Regions from separate parts of the Homo sapiens genome. Here region 2 is linked to region 1. The links are chromatin loops, found by intact Hi-C in ENCODE. Cell type or tissue: natural killer cell. All regions are shown on one strand. Links, peaks and the distances in the headings refer to the core of each region. The heading gives the core; the rest is flanking DNA.

Region 1 (10,852 bases), core at 5,170-7,669:
CATTTTCTTCTCTGAAATAAAACATTGCTTCTATTTCAAAATGTGCTAGGTAATATTTCCGCAAAGCTTCCTGCATTTTCACTAGAGTAAGACTTTATTTATTGCTGAAGCTGAATGGTCTTGTACATGTACCTTTAGATTATGTAAAGTACTTTTAAAATTTGAATTTAAATAACTGAAGCTATGTCGTCTATTATATGCTTTCTGCAACTTCAGTGTGTAGTTCTTTGAGAATATGGCAAGGCTGGGAACTCAATAGCGAGAACGACACTTAATTCCTCACATGTCTTACCAATGGATTGGATGTACAGAGCTGACTTGCACCAAAGGCAGATATTTGCTCTTCATCTACTAGGATTAAGAACAATCCTCTAAGATTTCAGTGGTAGCTGGTAGCAACTTTTCTTCTTGATTGAAGAGTGTCCAGCCTTAGTATGCAAAGTATAAACATAAGTCTCCTACTAGTCATTTTCAGCATTAAGAATTTTTTTTTAAAGCATTCAAGGTGACATTTGGGGATGGCTCTGGGGAATGGGACCAATATTATTTTATCATCTTCCTTCCTCACATGTTTTTGACCAACTCCACCTCTTACCCCTTTTCATGCTTTGGATCAAGGAAGAAATTAATCTGATATATGAATGCATACTCCAACATTAAGGATTTGAAAGGTTGTCCACCTTGGGCTCTCCATATATTGAGCAGGCAAATGGTTAGCCCAGAGGAATTAATCAAAATGGTGGAATTTCAAATAGAAAGGAGACAGGGAAAGGGATCCCTTTATATCAGTCCATATGAGCAACAGCTGACCTGTGAGGTGAACTGTGAGAACATTCAGTGTCACATAAGTGAAAACAAAACCTAACCTTTTTTTGTCTCTTAACAACTCTGAACAAATCATCCATAAACTTAGGAACAGAGCAACCTGGATCTGACAGCACAAGCGTACCATGCACTCTTTTTTTCTTTCTCTGTTTTGTTCCATGTTGCTAAAATAGCACACCTGTCAAAGCAGCCAGGTATGACGGGGTTCAGCACAACTAAAATTGCACTAAAAAACAGATAAATTATAAGGTAATAGTACAACTTTCACATCCAGTACCTCATTGTCATCTTACAAGCAAGCTGACAGCTGAGCCAGCCGAGCCAGCCCACTAGTGCAGTGTTGATGAAAAATACTGACATCTTCACTCTAATCCTACACCAGTACTAAACCTGACTTTAGCAAATTCAAAACTTCACACTGAGCTTGAAGCGTAGAGAAAAGAGGAATTGAAATGACTCTCTTCCTTCTCTCCCCATACACACGAGAGGAAATGGGAGAAAATGAAAGAGGAGAGCAATGGAGATAGTAGAGGCACCAACAGAGAAAGAGTTAGGAAGAATGGACCCCAAGTACAAGTATAAACCACTTAGGAGCAGAATTATTTAATTAATGGTTTATCGTCTGTGTCCCCCACTAGAATGTAAGGTCCATGATGGAGGGATTTTGTGTACTTTGCTCACCACTGTATCCTGTGTCTGGCAAGTAGTAGGTGCTATATATATTTGTTGTGTGAATGAATGAATGAATGAACTTAATGCTCTCAATAAAAGAAAAAATACTGAAATTCTCTTTTACACTCACGCACACACACACACACACACACACAATATTGGTTCTACATGCCTATGGTCGTCTTTGAAATGACAAGATGAATTGGAAGGAGCAGTAGTCCAGTAAGTAGGAGAGTTGAAATATATGCCATGTTTTGCCACTAAATCACTTCTCTCTGAGTCTCATTTTCTCCATCTGTCAAATGGAATTGAACCAGATGACCCCTAAGGTCACGTCTAGGTTTAACATTCTATTCTCTAAACAAAAGCCAAATGTGTTTTAGAGAGAAACAGAGGGGAAATGAATTGAACTTATTTGTGCACAAGAACAAAGACCTGTTTCCTCAATCTCCCTCAATAAAGGAAATATTTTCATTCTTGACATTTTACAATAACTTAAGGGGGAAAATCATAGAATGGAGGAAGAGAGCTTCACAGTTACAACCTTTTAGAATATAGATGCCATTTAAATCAGATTATAAAAGCATTGAAATTTTAGAAAAACTGCCAGCCAAGGTTGAAAGTATCTTCTTAACCAAACTTGTCAACTCCTGAGGTCTCTGAGAGGTGACAGAATTTTGCATGTGGAAGCCCTGTCTGAGGTGCTAATTGTCTTCATTTCAAATGCCCTAGGCTATTCTCAAACCCAGGTAGATTAAAAGAATGATGCCAAGGGTGGTCAGTTTTATAGAGTGGCTCTGACATTTCAAAATCTTTTTCTCTGACCTTTCAAAACTAACTTTGTTCTTCCACTAGCTCATTTATAGGTGTGAATTCTCCTGTGACAGTGTTATGACAGTGTTACCTGTGGTGAGTTTACACATTCTCTCAGCACTTACTAAAATTCACTTCCTTTACAAAAATGATTAAAGAAAAAAATTGTTTTTTTTACAAAAGAGCACCTCCTTTTGATAATCTCTGGGTTTACCTATGAGGCCAATCTTTCTAAATGCCCTTTTTAAGTGAGAAGCCAGAGACAGGGTTGTTGTGTGTGTTTATTTAAGCCTGTCTTAAATATTTTTATTATTTCAACCAACACTTATGAGCATCTACCATATGCCAGACATTATAGTAGGTACTTAGGTTACAGAAAAGTACAGTATCTGCCCCTAAGTAGCTCATAGGTCCAGTGAAGAAGACAGACAAGCAAACAGACAATTATAATTCACTTAACAAGAGCTGAGATAGAGGAAAGGATGGGGCTCTAGGGACATAGTAGTGGCATATCTAACTCAACTTATATTCTAACTCGCACAATCTATTCGAGATGGAAAGTGTTTTTATCTTTCTGTCTGCTGTGTACAGGTTTTTTTTTTTTTATTGCACGAATTTTGCCTCCTTCGTGACTCAAAGGAAGTTCCCTCATTCTAGCTGAAACTCTGCATGCTTCTGAGGTTTCATTCTCGGAATAATAGCAACAGCTAATATTTGTTAACTGCATACTATATTCCAGGCATCCTGCTAAGCACTTTGAATGTATTATCTCATTTATTTATATCAACAACCCTGTGAAGCAAATACTATTATTAGTCTCATTTTACCGACAAAGAAACTGAAACCCAGAGAACCTAGGTAGCCTATTCAAGGTGGCACAACTGGTCAATGTCAGGCCCAGGATATGAACACAGGCCACTGACTGCAGAGCCTGTGCACTTCACCACTATCCTCTTCTGCCTCCCAACATTAATTCTGAGGTCACTGCACTGGATTGCTCAGGCTTCAGTCTCCTATCTAGCGACTGTAATCTGGACTTCTAGAATATTCTTCTTACATTTCAAGTGTCAACTGGTCCCATGCCCTGACTCATAGCATGTCTATATATAACTATATGTCTTATCAAATCAGATATACTATTTTAGCCTCATTCTCTTTATTTACTATGTCTTGGAAGGGTCTTCAGTTCACAGTCAAGTTTTGTTTCCTGGGTTTATGGGTCTGGAAACAGGATCATAAGCTCATCCATCCAAAGTAACAGAACACTGAGTAGTTTGGGTTTGGTTGGTTTGTTTTGTTTTGTTTTTAAAGTGATACGGATATTTTCTCTCCTGGGAAGACCTGGATACACAGATAAGGTCTTATCACCCCATTCTCCTTTTTGAATGTTTTCTAGACCAAATGAAGGCCACTCCTCATTAGTTTTTATCTTTTTCCATGAAGATAGATGTGATGGTATATGCGGTGTGCCTGGAGCCTAACAAATACACAATATTATTTTCTCCTACTAGCCTGTGAACTCCCGGAAGACAGAGATGATGTCATATTCCTCTTAGCACACCCAGAACCTAAAAGAGTACCTGGCACCTAGTTAGCTCCCTTCCTTTCCCCCTCTTTTTTCCCTTTATAGAGAGAACCCTCTGCAGAGAATGTGGCTTCTAATTTGCCTCAAGAAGTATATCATTTCTGACATTGACTTCTTTCACATTCATCACTTACCAACGTCTACCCTGTGGTCTGCCTCATTTTGGTTTATAGATATAACTCTTCACATCCCACACCTTGGCACCTGACACACAAATAAATCATCATGTACTTATTTGGCCTCATCAACCAGTTGCCTTTGGATCGCGACAGAATCTTCTTTCCGCCTCTCTTTATCCTGGGTGGGGGCCCTCAGGGTATGCTATCAGCACAAGAAAATATTACGTCTTTGTAAATGAGTCTGCGGCTTTTCATCTAAAAAATCTGTTCTCTTTCTTGAAAGCTCAAGAATAAAATTCCACCACTGGAGCTTTAATCGAAAAGATTAAAGTCCAAGAGACTCTTATTTTGTCTATATATTTTTGCCTGAACATTTTTAAAGAAATCTCTGATGTTTTCAAACACAGATGACCACTTTGATGTATACATCACAAATACCAAAATTTCGCGAAGGAATGGAATGAAGCGAACTATAAACATTTCCCTAAGCAGTTTTATAAATGCAAATGAAATATTATAACCCAGCAAACAAAACAGCTAGTGGTGAATTTCTAAATGCATTTTGTAGTTACATATGCAACATTGACATTATTTTGCTTTTCCTTCTCAGTAATAAATATTTCATGAAAAAAATGCTAGAATCATTGATCAGCGAGGAGTTAAATACTATGAGCCTTTTACAAAGCAAGTCATAAATGTTCTGAAGTTACAAAACTGTCTAGACGATATCAGGAATTGTAGTGGTAAAGGTATGAAATTTTCAATACTTGTCCAATCTTTTTCCTTCCTAGAACCAACATGGTTCACTGAAACTATCAAAATAAACATATATATCAAGCAAAAAATAAATGAGATTAAATCTCCTGTAACTTTTACTTACAGACAAAATCCTCAGATAGCTCATTGTCATCATTTTATAAACACTGGGGTATGGTTTAATGCTGCCTACCACAAAAGTAATCGTAGGTTTCTGCCTTGTGTTAAATTATTTTTATAATGTAGTGCAGAATAAAGAGTAAAATCTAAAATAGCAGATATAGACACAAGCAACAAAGTGCTGGAAAATGTCTCAAGTGAAGCTGTAATACCACATATTATTTTGAAGTAAAACAAAGCCAATTTTCCTAGCAACCTTTTTGTAGACTGCAGACACAATTCGGAACCATCTGGCTATCATGGAAGCTTTGGAACCCAAAATGGTATATACTGCACTTCTCTAAAATCCTTTAGCACTCACTGGCATTTAACATGTATTAAAACTACTAGCTTTCTACAGAGGTTGTTCCTGAAATTGTGTTCCCAAGGTTCATAGAATTTTAAGAAGGTAATATTGATTTTGAGGTATTGTCAATTTTACAAAGAGCCTAGTAAAATGGTCCATTTGCTGGGATTAGGCTGCATGTAATAATAATAATAATAATAGTAATAATAATAATAATGGAATTCATTGAATCCTCACCAAAATCCTAAATGAAAAATGGCAAGTGGCTGCTTTTAGGTTAGAATTATATTTGGTAAGAATTTGTATGAGAGAACTTTATAGTTATATAGGTTTCCTTAATTTTAAATGAACAAGCAATCTTTTATTAATTGATGTCATTTGACATGCATACAGAATATTTTAAAAGCTGGCATCTACAAGCAAAAAAATATGATGGAACAATTGATGAAAAGACTGCGAACTGTTTGGTGCATATTTACCTTATTTCTTCTAATAGAATACAAGGTCACTGAGGGTAATAACGATCACTTCCACAGAGTGAAGCATATTGCCCAGCTTATAACAATCCTGCCTTGAATGAATGCTGTTTACTTGATGTGTAAAGTAATAAAATAAGCTAGAGATTTCTAGTGGCATTGCTTACCTTTAAAATTATCACTCAGGATGATATGGTGCTTTTCCACAATTGCTTTATGCCCCAGAGAAGTTAGCCTAGACGGACCAGGATCTGACCTAGTAGAGTAATTCTTAAGTCCATTGAAGAGAGTGCCTCCAACAGTGAACCAAATAGGGAGTTGTGCTCAAAAAATTGTGCTAGGTCTCCTGGGATTATTAATACCCAGTGCAGCAACACTTACTATGTCTATTTCACTATTTCTGAACCCTTTTCTTAAACACCAAAGAATAAACAGTATAGAGAATGAGAAAAATCTGTTCAACAGCAACCTCATAAGGTCACAGGCTAGGGCTGTTGAGTATCATTAAGTGTATGTGAGTTTTAGTGCCAGTGGATGCACTGACTCTATCACATGCTAGAAGTGAAGAAACCACTGAAGAGTGTTGTGCAGCACCTGTACCACATAAGAAGCAGCCGCTACCATTCCGTGTTGAGTCTTTACAAAGCATGTGATAAGGAAGTTATGTGTTTCTTTGCCATTCTGTTGTAGATTTAGCACCATAATGTAAAAAACATCCCCGTTTGGCAACATGAGCCTGAAGTTTTCAAAATCTAATTTTCCCCTCCTTCCTCACTGGAAAAAAAAAAAAATATATATATATATATACTGTATATTGGACTTATACAGCTGCCACCTTATTCACTTAAAACAAAAACTGAATAATTCAGACAGACTTTAGGTAAGCAGTCAAGATGTGTCCTATCTTAATACTAAACTCAGATATAAACTTTTCGTAAGTCCAGTCTGCTGAATCAGCACAAGTCATGCCCACTGCCTAAATCATTGCCCTTATTTTGCAGTCTTGGTGACTAAGACAATAAATGGCCCTACTCAGTGGCAGCCTGGGTTATCGATCACATATCCCAAAATTTGGAATTTTTTTTTTTTATGAGACTGAGTCTTGCTCTGTTACCCAGGCCAGAGTGCGGTAGCATGATCTCAGCTCACTGCAACCTCCAGCTCCCGGGTTCCAGCAATTCTCCTCTCTCAGCCTCCTGAGTAGCTGGGACTAAAGGCACATGCCACTACACCCGGCTAATTTTTCTATTTTTAGTAGAGACGGGGTTTCACCATATTGGTCAGGCTGGTCTCGAACTCCTGACCTCAGGTGATCTGCCCACCTTGGCCTCCCAAAGTGCTGGGATTATAGGCTTGAGCTACCACACCCAGGCAAAATTTGAGATATTCTAAAAGAGCAGCTCCACAACCACCAGACTGCCACTATACCTCAAATTCCCTCCATCACAGTCATTTCTTTGGGTTTAGGTATTATGATCCCTGTTAAAATGCACATGTATCCCTCAGTAAGGGTAAAACCTTAGGTGGTGTGATATGATGGAGAGTACAGACATTGGAACTAGTAAAATTTCATTTTGAAGCCAGGCTTCACTAAGTCCCAAATTTGGGTATTACCACACCTGTAAATTGGGGGCAATAGTACCCACTTTGAAAACTATTAATATGGGTACCTATAATACCTTACAGTCATCAAAAGGGACAATGTCCTTAGAGTACCTAACACATAGTAAGCACTCTAATGGTAGCTCTTACTATGATTAATAATCTCATACACTCATGACCACAGGATCCAGAGCAGAACCCTGAAGATAGAGAAAGGGAACTAATACTTGTGGGGCTCAGAGACATTCAGTAAATTCTTTGGGGTCACACAGCTACTGAATAATAGATCAAGTAGTTGAACTCGTTTTCTCTGTCTCCAAAGCCCAGGTTTATGCCACAGAAACCTGCTGCCTTTTCTTGCATGTATGCAGCCTGGAAGAGAGTAGTGATCTGACAGCCTCAATGATTCATATTGTTTTGAAAAAGGTTGCCCCTGAAAGACTGTGTAATCATATTAAAATATATAAAAGCTATACACAGGGTGAGTCTGTTTTTATAAAGGCCTAAAAGCATGCCAATTAACAACAGAGTCCATTTTGAAGCCATAAAAGAAACAACTATAGTGAAATCTAGAATGACCTGCTGGTATACGAAAATGGATTATGCTGAAACATGTCCAAGTCTCATCTGTATCCCATCTTCCCAAAATTCCAAGGAGCTATCAGCCCACATGAGTATCATAAAACCAGCCCCCAATCCAGAAAACCTAGCTTTGGGTCTGACATCCCTAATGGATCCCTTCCTCTGAAGTGCTCCCCTCCAAAGTAACCAAGGACCTCCCAGTAATCATGACTCTGAGGGAAGTGAGAATGCTGGCGGGGCAAGGTCACTTTTGTTCTCTGTCCCCATTCCTGTGCCCATACCAAGCAGGTAGCCAGCCTCCACTCCCCTTCACCTCAGGGAACATTTGTCTTGTGAGCAGACAGGCTACAGCCTGGCTGTTTTCCAGAATCCTAAACAACTTGATAGGATTATGCATAGGGGAGAGGGGACAGTGACTTGGAAGGCAGAAATGCAGGAGGAAAGTTTCTGTTCATGGGACATTAGGGGACCTCAGGGAGACAGGATCTCAGGGAAATGGCTTCTTGGTACACAGAAGGCTGGCTTCCAGGCATCAGAGCTCCAAGCCTAGGTAGAAGCACCCTCCCCAACTCACCCCTCCTGCCCCACCACCCTGGAGCAGAAGATATGCTAACCTTCACGGGACCATGTGGACTTGGACTGTGAGGATAGAAAGGACAATCATGATGGATTGAAGGTCCTACAGAAGTGCCCCCAATTCTTGGGTAATTCCTCATAAGAGGAAGGCCCCTCCGGTAGTAAATGAGATTGAACTTCAGTGGGATGAAGGAAAGATGAAGATTTAAGCTTCCACCTCTGAGAAAATTTGCCCTGAGATACACACTACACAGAAGACACAGCAGTCCAGTGCACACTCTTTATTACTAGTTAGGATCAGAAAACCCCTGACAAAGGTTGATTTTGGTGAGCTGGGCGGGATCTTACAGGGAAACTTGAAGACATCTTTAGCTTGGACTGGAGGCAGATCTAACCCACCATCCCTGAGCTCTACCCTGGATCCCTCCTTGCCTTGCAGCAGCTGCCTTGGGGGAGCCTGCAGAGAACACGCCAAAGAGGAAGGGTCCAGGGGCATTCCCAAGAGTGCTCGCCCCTGTCCAGTTTTATTTTTAACCCAATTAGTCCTCTCAAGAGAAACACCATCCATAGCCCACAGCCCTTATGTCTGTCTGTCTGTCCTTGAAATCCATTTTGTTCTTCATCCACCTATTGACTAGAAAGGGACTTGGAATGGGGGCAGCCCGAGGCTGAGGGCTGGAGTGTGTAGTGAATACTCCTCAGAGCACTGTCTTTCTTCAAGACACCCCAGTGGTCTTTCAGGCAGGCTTACTGGCAGCCAGGAAAATATCTGTCCCTCTCAAAGGAGGAAATCAGCAGACAATCAGAAAAGCCCTGCCTGCACTTCTGTAAGACCACTTTCCTGAACTTTGCCACTGCTTATTTGTCTCACCTGCAAACCAATGAGACTAGCAGTTTGGTTACTCAAGACCTTTCATGCAAGTCTCTTTCACATTGCCCACAAAACTGCAAAAATGGATCTAGATGTTATTTAAATTGGTTTTACCTAAGGCAACACTACATGCAAGGCAAAGAAGATACCCCTGATCTAATTTGTATCCCAAATTATGCTCTCTCCTATCTTCTAACCAACTCAGCAACAAGGATTATGATGTGTGCACCAAATAATAACCTATAAGTCTAGCTCCTAACACATATTAGACAATAACTATTTAACAAACTAAACGAAATTCATCAAAGTTGCTACCATCTACAGAATTGAACACAACCCCCCAAACTCTTCCAAGTTAATTCCTTGTCCCAGTGGAAAAATTCAATTCTAACAAAACAATTCTGCTCTTCCTTTTCCCCCAATGAGTGTCAAATCATCTCTTCTTCTCTGACTTCCTCTTACTCCTCTCTGCTGCAGCCAGTAAGTCTGCAGTCAGTCTCACTTTCTTTTGGCTTTGGAAGATCTTCTAATGGAACAGGTTCAGCTTCTTCAGCAACAAGCAAGTTTGGTGGGGCTGAGATACAAAAACAGAACCTCACCTATAAAACCAACAAAGCAAAATGAAGAAAACATGAAGATTGCAGTAGTTTCAAAAGGAATAATAGCATTTTCAAGGAAGTGTGGTGATTCTAAAATTTGTTTCCAAAGGAATAACAGCATTTTCAAGGAAAAGTACTGTTCCTAAAATTCAACATATCTTCTAACTCTAAAATCACACAACTGCTCCCAGCCACATACATGGCTTTTTCAGGAAAAGGAGTGAAACAAAAAGGAAAAGAAAAGGCTTCATGACTTCAGCTTCTCCAGGGTATTAACCAATCAGCATCGGCCATCCAGAATCCACCACCTGCAAAATTTAAATGCAATCAGGAGAAATCAAAAGTAGTCCATCTCTGTTCAAGTAAATGAATAACATGAGAATATAAATGCATATATATTTGTATGTATGTGTATCCAAAACAACTTTTAAAATGGCTAATTTGGGTAATGGGATAATAAATTATTTTATTTAATTTTCTCCATAATTTGGGGTTCAATTTTTCTGTGAAGTAAATAAGTTATACTTTAATCAGAAGAGGGTCTTAGGAAATTGCTTTCTCTTTGAAGTGTGTCCATTCTTACTTACCTTCCTGAAATCACTGAGTTTGTCCTCCACTCTCAAATGGCACACAGGCTTTCTTGCATTTATAGCAGGCCGTACGCCATGAAAAATTAATGGCTTTACACCATGGGCATTTCCAATTCACTGGAACTGGAAATGAGGCAGGCTTCTCCTGCTGCTGGGATCCCGAGACTTTATTCACTTTTGGTTTCTTGGCCTTCTGCCTCTGAGGTTGCCATTTCTTTGGGCTTTCTCTGACACCATGGCTCCTGCTGTCCCCCAGGGGAGTGCCCTGGGGCCTCTCTGGACCTTCTTCTGGTTTGCAGCTCCTGCTAAACACCAGGGTG
Region 2 (10,852 bases), core at 2,916-5,415, 120 kb after region 1:
GCGTGGTGTTGGCATAAGGCTAAATATATAGATCAACAGAACAGAATAGAGGTCTATAAGTAGACCCATATATATGTGGTCACTTGATTTTTGACAAAGGTGCAAAAGCAATTCAGTGAAGAAAGGATAGTTTTTTCAACAAATGTTACTGTGACAATTTGACATCTATATGCAAAAAAATAAATAAATAAATAAGCCTCAGCCCTTACCTTGTATCATATACAAAATTAACTCAAAATGGCTCATAGACATGAGTGTAAATCTAACACTATAAAGCTTCTAGAATAAAACATGAGAGAAAACTCTTTGTTCTCAAGAGTTTGCTTCTTTGCCTCTCTTTGCCTCAAGTTAGGCAAAGATCTATTAGATATGACTCCAAAAAGCATGAACAATAGAAGAAAATTGAACTTCATGAAAATTACTAACTCTTCAAAAGATAAGACTAGAAAAATGAAAAGGAGAGCCACAGACTAGAAGAAAATATTTGCAAATCACATATCTGATAAGAGGCATGTATTCAGAATATATAATTAACTCTCAAAACTCAATCATAAGAAAACAAACAACCCAGTTTAAAAATCGGCAGCAAGGATGAATAAGTTCTAGAGATCTGCTGTACAACATAGTGCTTATAGTTTACAAGACAGTATTGTGCACTTAAAAACTCAAGATGGTAGATCTCATGTTAAGCATTCTTACTACAAAAAAAGGGGGGAAATGCAAGAAAATTTTTGGTGGTGATGGATATGTTTATTACCTTGATTGTGGTGATAGTATCATGAGAGTATGCATATGTCCAAACTCATCAAGTTGTATACATTAAACGTGTGCAGTTTTTATATGTCTATTATACCTCAATAAAGCTTTTAAAAAATGGGCAAAAGATTTGAATAGACACTTCACCAAAGAAGAGATACAGATGACAAATAAGCACATGAAAAGACACTTCACATCATTCATCATTAGGAGAATGCAAAGTAAAAACTACATTGAGATAAAATACACATCTATTAGAATCGCTAAAATTAAAAGGAGTGACATTATCCAAGTATTAGCAAGGATGAAGAGCAACTAGAATTTTTATGCATTGCTTGTGGGAGTTCATAATAGTACAGCTGCTTTGGAAACAGTTTAACAGTATAGAGGAGGAAAAATAATCTCTTTCTCTACCAATTCTAGTTTCATGGCTGAGACCCCTGTAACAAAAGCCAGATTAACAAGAGAAAAGCAAACAAGTTTATTTAATATAAGTTGTACATGACAAGGAAGGCTTCGTCAAGAAATGAAGACCCAAAGAAATAGTTAAACCCGAGTATATTTCATAGTAGGTTTGATGAAGAGTGGACAATCACGGAGAAATATGATAGAAAGACAAAAGGGTATGATCTAATGGTAACAAACTGGGGGAAACTTTGCAAGCTCTGTTTGTTCAGATTTCATTCTGTGTCCCTTTGTCTTCAGAGATAAGGCTGTTCCTTTCCTCCAAGTATAGGGAAGGCACCTCTCACATGAAGGTCCTATGACCTATTTCAGGGGAAGAGCAGAAAACCTAGGAAGGATTTTGTTCAAAAGAACAAAGTTGGAGGGCCTACAACTTTGGATTTCCTTCCTAGGTTTTCTGACCTGCTTCAGAGGGAAAGGGCAGGGGGAAGATGGGAGTGACTTTCCCATTTCTGCTGTTTTCTCAAATGCAAAGATGCCATATTTTGAAGTAGCATGTACTGAACCCCATTAGCAGTTTTTTATAAAGCTAGAGATACACTTACCATATGACCCGGTAACCCAATGTCTAGGCATTTACCCAAAAGAAATGAAGATACACATTCACACAAAAGCCTGTAAGTAAATGTCTATAGCAGCTTCACTAATTATCACTCAAAGCTGGGAACAACCCAAATGTCCATCAGCTGGAGAATGGATAAACAAATTGTGACACATCCATACAATGGAATATTACTTGGCAATACAAAGGAATGAACTAACACATGGATGAATCTCAAAAGCACTGGAGGTTAAGGCAGGAGGATAGCTTGAGCCCAGAAGTTTGAGACCAGCCTGGGCAACATGGCAAGACTCTACCTCCACCAAAAAAAAAAAAGTTTAATTAACAGGGCATGGTGCCATGTGCCTGTAGTCCTAGCTACTCAGGAGGCTGAGATGGGAGGATTGCTTGAGCCCAGGAGTTGAAGGCTGCAGGGAGCTATGATTCTGCCACTGCACTCCAGCCTGGGTGACAAGAGTGAGACCCTGCAGAAAAGAAGAAAGAAAAGGAAAGAAAGAGAAGAGAAGAAAAGAAGAAAGAAAGAGAAAAAGAGAAGGAGAGAGAGAGAAAGAGAGAGAAGGAGTGACAGAGAGAAAGGGAGAAAGAGTGAAGGAGAGAGAGGAGAGAGAGAAAGAGAGAAAAGAAGTGACAGAGAGAAAAGGAGTGACAGAGAGAAAGGGAGAAAGAGTGAAGGAGAGAGAGGAGAGAGAGAAAGAGAGAAAAAGGGAAAGAAAGAAAAGACAGAAAGACAGAAAGAAAAAGAAAGAGAGAAGGAGACAGAAAGAGAGAAGAAAGAAAAAGAAAGAAAGAAAGAAAGAAAGAAAGAAAGAAAGAGAAAAGAAAGAAAGAAAGAGGAAGGAAAGAAGGAAGAAAGGAAGGAAGGAAGAAAGGCGTTATGCTAAATGAAAGAAGTCGACCTAAAAGAGTATATATTCTATGATTCCATTAATATGACATTCTGAAACTGCAAAACTGCTGGAATAGAAGATAGATCAGAGGCTGCCAAAGGTTGTGTATGGAGAGAGCAGACTGACCACAAAGAAGCACAAGAGAACTTATTGGGGTAATAAAAATATCCTGTCTTGATTGTGTTGGTGGTGACATAATAGGATATGTTTGTTGAAACTTATTTGCACTTTTAAAAGGAGAATTTTACTGTTTGAAAATTATACCTCAATAATCCTCACTTAAAAGAAGTTAATCCTATCTGTGAGCCTGAGGTAGAGAGGAGATCTATGAGGCTTTTCTTCCTTAATTTGCCTTCCATAATGATGGTATGCATGGTTGAGAGGAGTGTCTCACATTCATGAAAGACCTCCGTCCTTGCTTTGCTTGCCAGAATGCCAACTACATGGGAAGTTTGCCTTTTGGGTAACAGTAGGGCAAAGTGGATGTAGGGAAGAATGAGGGAAAGGGAGGAGAGTTAGCATTGCATAGCAGTTTAGAGCACAGATGTTGATAACAAGACCGATGTGGGTTCAAATTCCAGCTTTGCTATTTCTGAGCCGTGTGACCTTGGGTAACCTACTTAGTGTCTCTGAGCCTCGGTATCCTCATTTCTAAGACAGGAGCAGTAATACCGAGCTATCTCCCAGGGTCCCTGAGCAACTCAAATAAGCTAATATATGTGAAAGTATCTGGCACACATGTATAACACATGTGAGAGGGGATAATAAAAGAGGTAATGAATGTGAAAGTACTTGATAGATGATAACCATTCTTATTCCTAAATCAAAAGATGATCTGGGGTAGAAGGAGAGCAGTCTGGCTGATAGGAAAGATATGTGGGCGGTGTTGATGCCTCCCACCTGCAACCACATACAACTCTACTCTCCACTTCTGGCATTACCCATTTAGTGGGTGACCTACATTCCGGAATTTCCAGGACAGCCACAGATCTAGTCCTTCCCCTCAGGGGACCACGTGTCAGAGTTGGGGAAAGAGAGGGACTGTGGTCAAAGAACATATTCCTGGCCTCCCTGACCTGCACCCTCTGCATTTCTCTCCTTTCCTCTACTCGTCTTCAGTGGGGATTTGCTCAGACTTCTTTCATGTGAAATCAAACAGAACTAGAAAGGTAAATCTCCTGGGTGCAAAAAAAGGAAACAAAAAATCACCAGCTCCGTACAATACATTTGAACACCAAATAGAAATGGTTGAGAGATCACTGCCATTCTAGTTATCTGTGACACCCCTCCCCTCCCCACCACATCCCTTCTCCCGTCCTCCCCCATCCTCTCCCCCATCCTTTCTCCAGAGGTGGCTAGAGTTGAAAAAACATTTGTCTCTCAGCTGATCATCTGGGACTGAGGAGAAAGAGGAGAAAGCGAATGAATTATTTAAGTTCTGCAGTGTGTGTGTGTGTGTGTGTGTGTGTGTGTGTGTGTGTGTGTAGGGGGTTCAGCACCCCCCCCCTTTAATTAATGAACAATCTGGCCCATTGCTCCTCCCGTAAGTATGCAAAATAACTTCTTCATTTGAAATCCCTGTTGTTGAATGTACTCCTTGGGCACAATCACATTGCCGCCCCTTGTTCTGCATAAGAAACCGCTGTTTCCAAGATAAGAATCTTTTCATTTAGCTGTCATGAGCTCATCCTTTTTCCTGTGCATTGTGGCTCCTTCTCCTTTGAGTCAATACCCAAACAATGACTGCCTGTGCTCTGGCACCCTCCTACCCCCAGCCCCGGAAGACAGAAGGCTGAGGCCTCCGGAAGCCTGCCTAGGCAGGCAACCCAAATTCTTTTCAGGCCTCAGATGTCAAGAGGGCAAGCAATAAGAAGATCTGAGACCCCTGAAAATCTACTGGCTTTAAAGTAGACCCTGGGAAAGAAACTCTGAATAGTATGATGTGTGTGGTAGGGGGCGGACAGGCGCTGCCCTGAGATCATGAACTTAAACAGTCTGGGAAATGTAAGGAGAGGGAATAAGGACCCACAAATGTGCAAAGCTGCTGTGTCTCTCTTCCTCTGTCCCTGATCAGCAGACTGCATCCTGTCCCTGCCCTTTGGTTTGGAACAACCACGCCCACAGCAGAAACCACACAATGGCACTTGCACTCCAATGAGAAACTAGAGAGGCCTCAGATTCTGTGGAGTCCAAACCCTTTCCTCATTCTGTATGCGGGTAAATTGAGGCTTAGGGAGGGGAAGCAGCTTGCCTAACAGCACTCAGATCGTTGAAGAGGTGGGTGCTAAAACTCCAGACTCATGCTGTTTATTCTACCACACATGGCTGCCTCTGGAGGGAATCAATAACATTTGTGTACAAAGCACTGAGGAAAAAGACAAGATAGGAGATTAAATTAGATCACAGTAAGCTACAAAGCCTATACAAACAGTAGGGGTTTTATTGCTAGCTTCCTCATTTATAGGCATTGTTTTCAAAAGATCCAGGAGAATAACAAAACTTAACCTTTACCAGTGAAAAAGGACTCTGCAGAAGGCAGTGAGTTTCCAAGACAAAATGTATGTAGTCACTTTACCTTGGGGAATGGGGCTACGTGGTCACATCAGCTCAGCACTCGCTCATTATTTCCACTTTGGGGAGAGGAAATAATGCACCAAAGAAGCTTTAATTAAGCTATAGGTAACTAACATGTGTCCAGCAGGAGGCCTGGGGCACTGAGGCCCACAAGAAATAAGAATAAGAAAGGTCCTGCCTTTAGAGAGGTTATAAGCTGTTCGATAAGCTGTCTGGTCTCTGCAATTTGATCAGAAGCCCCTTCAGGGCCAAGCCCGTGTATCCCTGGTAACTTCCAGGAGAGGAAAGAGTTCCCAGCAGGCGCCCCCTTGCTGATTGGCTGGTTAAGTGGCTAGAAAAGACCTCTCACGCTGATTCTGTTGTGTTCCCAGTGCAGCTTTTTCTCCACGTTTGGTGTAAAGGAACCTTTATTACATTTCAAACAAACGGTTCCCCTGTGGCCCTGAGAAAGCTCCAGTGATTCCCAGAATGTCTGGCCACCTGTGGCCTTCAAGGTGGCGGAGAGCATTTTCCTCTTAGCCACCAGAAGAAGTAATGTTTCAATGCCAGTAATGATGTTGCTAAGAAAAACCACAGTCAGAAGGAAAGTTTTCCCTCACCCTCCCATCAGTTTGGGGGCAGTCAGAAATCTCACATCCTAGATAGAAAAGCAGCAGAAGAGGAAGTAGGAGACTTGGGTGCCCATCCTAACTTGGCCCCTTATTAGTGGTTAGACTTCAACAAATCACTTCTATCTCTTGGCCTCAGTCTTTTCATCTGTAAAACGAGGGCATTGACTTGAGCAAAGTTTCCCAAACTAAGGTTTGGAAGTCTGAATCTTTTCAATTGTGGGGTTGGAGTGAGGGGTAGATATAATATAATAAAAGAGATACTTGGTAGCAAAAAGACAAGAAACAATGGACTGGATGAACATTTTTTGTTATAATATTTCATGATTCCAGGAAATCCAGTTTTTGTTCATGGGATTGGCTTTAAAATGAAACAGGTGTTTGTTATTTAAAACAACTTCACTTCCAATTAAATTGGGCAAATTGAACACATGCACTTATCTGAGCTCCTTCCTGAGATCCCACAAAAAAAGAACAGGGGATTAAAAGGCCAAATGCAGTGAGTACAAAGGAAAAAGGGGGAGAGGCTATAATAAGCAAGAAGCACACACGCGTGCATGCGTGTACATGTGCAAATATGGAAACTAGAGAATGGCTAAATGAGTGGTTTAGCAGATTAGAAAAAGCCAAAACCCAAGGATGCGGTTTATACTCCAAACCTCAAAAAGCTCAGGTTTTGAGGGTACCAGTTATCTCTGAAAGTGGGAGTTTTGGTATGGAGTTGAAAACAGGATGATAGATTGAACATGATGATAAGAAACAGCCCCCAAATCCCTCCCTCCATCCCAGCAGGGGAGAAAACATTTAAACCAAGCACAGCTGAGGGCCCACTGAGAAGCTATGTTGAAAACTGGGATTAAGTTGGAGTCTGCCTTCTGAACATTGAGACCTCCAGTCCCCATCCTTGACTCAGTTCCCAAAATACTGACAGCCAGGTTACACATGCCAAGCGGAAGATTGGAAGATTCCACTCTGGGAAACTGACTGAACCCAGAGAAATAATTCAGATGATACTGAAGAAGCAGGCAGGATGTCAAATGATGTAGGGTTTTGTAGGCCATATTATAGTTTTTGGATTTAGCCTAAGGACCAGAAAGTCATTCAGGGGTTTTAAGCAGGGGAACAACATGATCGAATTTGCATTTTTTAAAGATGAAAAAGGAGCTAGTGTGGATTTTCAAAAAGTGAAGACCCTGTACCACATTTTGACCAGTTTCAGAGAGGAGGGGAGCTGTGCAGAGATGTGCTGGAGGAGTGCCTATTGGTGACCAAAGACATGGGATGCTGAAGCGATACAGAATGCCACCTGGAAGTTCGTTGGTAATGTGCCTGATCCTGTTTGAGAATGTAGATCACTGGTGGTGGGGTGTTGAAGTGGTAGGTGGGAGAGTAGACTCATGTGGTTTAGAGACTGTTTACATTAATTGAGCAAATAAGTGAAGATTATATTGAAGATAAGTGGCAGGCTTCTCACTGTTGGAGAAGATACTAAAAACAGAAAGGAGGAAGACCAGACCGAATGTTAACATTCTGGGTTGAAATTGGAGGTTTGGGTATAAATTCATGTTTTAAATATATATACTCAGAGAGATATAAAAATAGTTATAGATGTACATATGTGTATATATGCACATGTATGTATTAATATATACATACATATATTTTCCAGCCCTGTCTGCTAAGAGCACCTGCAAGCAATAATAGCCCAGCAGCAATGAGCCCACCAAGAGCTCAGATAATAGTTTTCATATACCACCCTCCACTAAAGAAAAAGTGCTCAAAGAATAATGGGAACAAGTCAAAAGGACACCGAGACCACCTTGAAAGGGGCTCCCAGTGGTCAAATCTGGGAAAATTTGAGCATCAAAATAAACGTTGATAGTAATGGATCGCAACCAATTATACAAAATAGGACTCCATGAGTCCATATTGACATACATACATACATAAATAATAAATAAATAAAGGATAGGGCAGACTATATCTACAAAGATACCCACCACAATATATTCTATCCTATAGGCTGTTCTTACAATGTGATGTTAACAATCTTCCCATCAAGTGGTAAGAGCTATGTCCCCATCCATTGACCCTAGATGGATATTTATGACTGCCTCAACCAACAGAATACAATGGAAATGAAAGCTGTGTGACTTCTGAGGTTGTATTAGAAAAAGGCCATGCACTTCCACCTTGCTCTCTTGGGATACTTGCTGTTAAATCTCAACCCCAATGCTGGGATGAAATCAAGCAGCTACATAGCAAGGCCTCATGTGAGGGTTCTGGCTGGCAGCCTCAGCTGAGGTCCCAGTCAAAAGACAGCAACAACTAGTCAGTCATGTGAGTGATGAACCACCTTGGAACTGGATCCTCTAACCCCAGCTGACTGCCCCAGCTAAAATATCACCTTGCCTAGATTGCAGATTCATGAGCTAAATTCTTGTTGTTTTAAGCCAGTAAATTTGGGTCTAGCTTGATGTACAGCAATAGATAACTGGAACAGAGGAGAAGCCCTTCTGTTCCATACAGTAGAATGCCAACTAATAAGTGTAGAAAGATTGATGGGAATGAGAATCAATATTTGGCCACCATAACATAACTGAATTAACTGCCTGGTTGATTCAGGCAGTTAAGGGTGGTGGGTAGAAGATCGATGAGAAACAGGATGTTGGCATAATCTGGGAATATCTCCCCACAAAATACTGATCAATTACAAAGAGAAAAAAAAGGGACATTGTTATGCTAGAGAAACCTGCAGACACCAATATACCCCGTGATTAGAGTTAACACTACCAGTGACAGGATAGGTTGGCATTGTGTGCTCTCTGATGCAATGCACCAAGAAGAACACAGCATCATTTCTAGGGTATTCCTGCCAAGAAAATGTGGCCTGAGTCTAGTCATAAGGAAACGTGGCTCATCCTACAAAATGTAAAATCAGTAGTTGCTAAAACTGTTGAGGACATGAAAGACAGGAAAAATCTATGGAACTCTCTCCGATTGAAGGAGCCTGAAGAGATACGACAACTAAATACTAGATGGACACTGATGACAACTAATTGCTGGTAACTAAGTGTTCCTGGATGGAATCATGGACCAGAAAGGAAAAGGAGACATTGTTGGGACAGTTGGCAAAGTTTTAATTGGGTCTGCAGATTGAGTGGTAGTGTTGTACCACTGTGGATTTCCTGACCTGGAGAGCTGTATGCTGGTAGGTTAGGAGAGTGGACTTGCTAGGGGAAAGACACACTGGAATATTTAAGGATCATAGAACATCATGTCTTCAGCTTACTCTCAAGTGGTTCAGAAAAAGACTAATGTGTATATATATATACACATTAATATAATAATGTTTATATATTATTTATATATGTAATAATGTTTATATATATATGAGAAAGAGGGAGCAAATGCAGTAAAATGTTAACAAGAATCTAGGTGAAACAGATATGGAAGTTATTTGCACTGCATTTGTAACTTCTCTGTAGGTTTGAAAATATTTCAATATGCAGTATTTTTTAAAACCACACAATTGCTTATTTTACCAAACCATTTCAGATCAAAGACTCATTGCTTAATTTCAACTACTCAACCAATTTTATTCTTCAGGGCAAAGGGGTAAATATACGGCATGCATAACCCCAAACCACAGATATGCAAATCACATTGCAAACCAGGCCCCAATTCATACTAATTCATCAACGTTTCCATGCCTAGTGCTACATCAGCACTCTCAACTCCAACCAAGATACCAGGGTTCACCAACTTCACTTGCAACATTGCAGGTGCTCATTGCACAAAACAGCCCCACCCTCGATATGATGTAACAAAAAGGTTCTCCTTTGTGGTAATAGTCTTTATCTATCATCTGTAAGTTTGGCAAAACTGTAACATCTGTCTCTTATGCCCTTCCCTTTTATTTTCTGCATGGCTCTTCCTTCTGTCACCTCATTTTCTGCTCCTGATGCCCTTATGGCTCAGGTGGTTATTTGTGCTCTTGTAGCTAACATCTTACATAGAAGGCCTGCCCTGTCTTCTCTCGAGATTGTCCTGGTCCACAAACAGATAAGTTTGACTACATGGATATTCAAATAGTAAGTAACTATACAAAAGAAATTCAACAATATTAATAATTAAATAATACAAATTAAACCCCAATGTAGTTATTAGTTTTAAATTAGTACCAGTCTTTACAGCAGCATGATGGTAATATATATTGAGGATCATGAAACTATTCATGCCTTGTGTCATGCATTTTGATACAATAATCCTACTTTTAGAGTAGTTACCAGAAACATTATTCAGAAAATAAAGTGTTATTTATAATGTTGAAAAGATGCAAGTAATATAAGTATGTGATGTTCATGCATTTTTTTCAACAAATAATTACTGAGAACTTTCTATGACCAAGTATCTAATAGAATAGAGCAGTGTTGAAGTGTTATGACAAATCAACACGATGAAATGTTGTATAACCATTAAAATACTAAGTAGAATCACTCATAGAAAAGTGTTTATGGAATGATGTCAAATAGAATTCAAAACTTTATAGACACTACATAGACTATGTACAGACTATAAATTATAATAAATAATATAAAACTGTGTATGGACTGTAAAGTATAAAATTTAAAAATTGTATAGGCGCTATATAAAACTGTACAAGGTATAAATTAAAATATAATAAACTTTGTTAGGTGCTTAAGTATCTCATTTAAATGCTCACAGAAACTCCAGTGTTATTGTCCCCATGGTACAGATAAAGAAACTGAGGCTCATGGGGATTATAATACAACACTAGACTGCGAGTTCCACAAACTAACATTTTTGTCTGTACTGTATCCCGTGTCCAGAACAGTGCCTCACATATACCAGACACTCAGTAAATAGTTCTTGACTACCTGAAGTGGCTGAGTCATGATTGGGACCCAGTTCCCTATCAGAGCTAATACTGTCATTCAAATAAACTAGATCCATCAGGACCTCAGAATGAATTCAGA

The links. Peaks named below come from ENCODE experiments on the same cell type or tissue, not always from the same donor. Only the 100,000 strongest peaks of a DNase experiment are listed, where the experiment ranks them.
Region 2: a loop joins it to region 1, with 6 times the contacts of the local background. A loop is called at or near these places in 9 of 110 quality-filtered maps.

The regions. Positions count from the first base shown.
Region 1 is chrX:124,334,750-124,345,601 of GRCh38, reverse strand. TEX13D (TEX13 family member D) reads right to left here. Exons shown (of 1, transcript NM_001355534.2): 1 at 8,739-10,852. The coding sequence ends at 10,540. Among named protein-coding and RNA genes, the nearest start is that of SH2D1A, 6.4 kb to the left of the region's middle. In natural killer cell, for the core only: no CTCF peak of the experiment used is centred there; a DNase peak (open chromatin) is centred at 6,311; H3K27ac peaks cover 758 bases.
Region 2 is chrX:124,211,612-124,222,463 of GRCh38, reverse strand. No RefSeq gene overlaps it. Among named protein-coding and RNA genes, the nearest start is that of TEX13D, 120 kb to the left of the region's middle. RefSeq lists an enhancer at 3,727-5,487. In natural killer cell, for the core only: no CTCF peak of the experiment used is centred there; DNase peaks (open chromatin) are centred at 3,613, 3,913, 4,413 and 4,773; H3K27ac peaks cover 2,455 bases.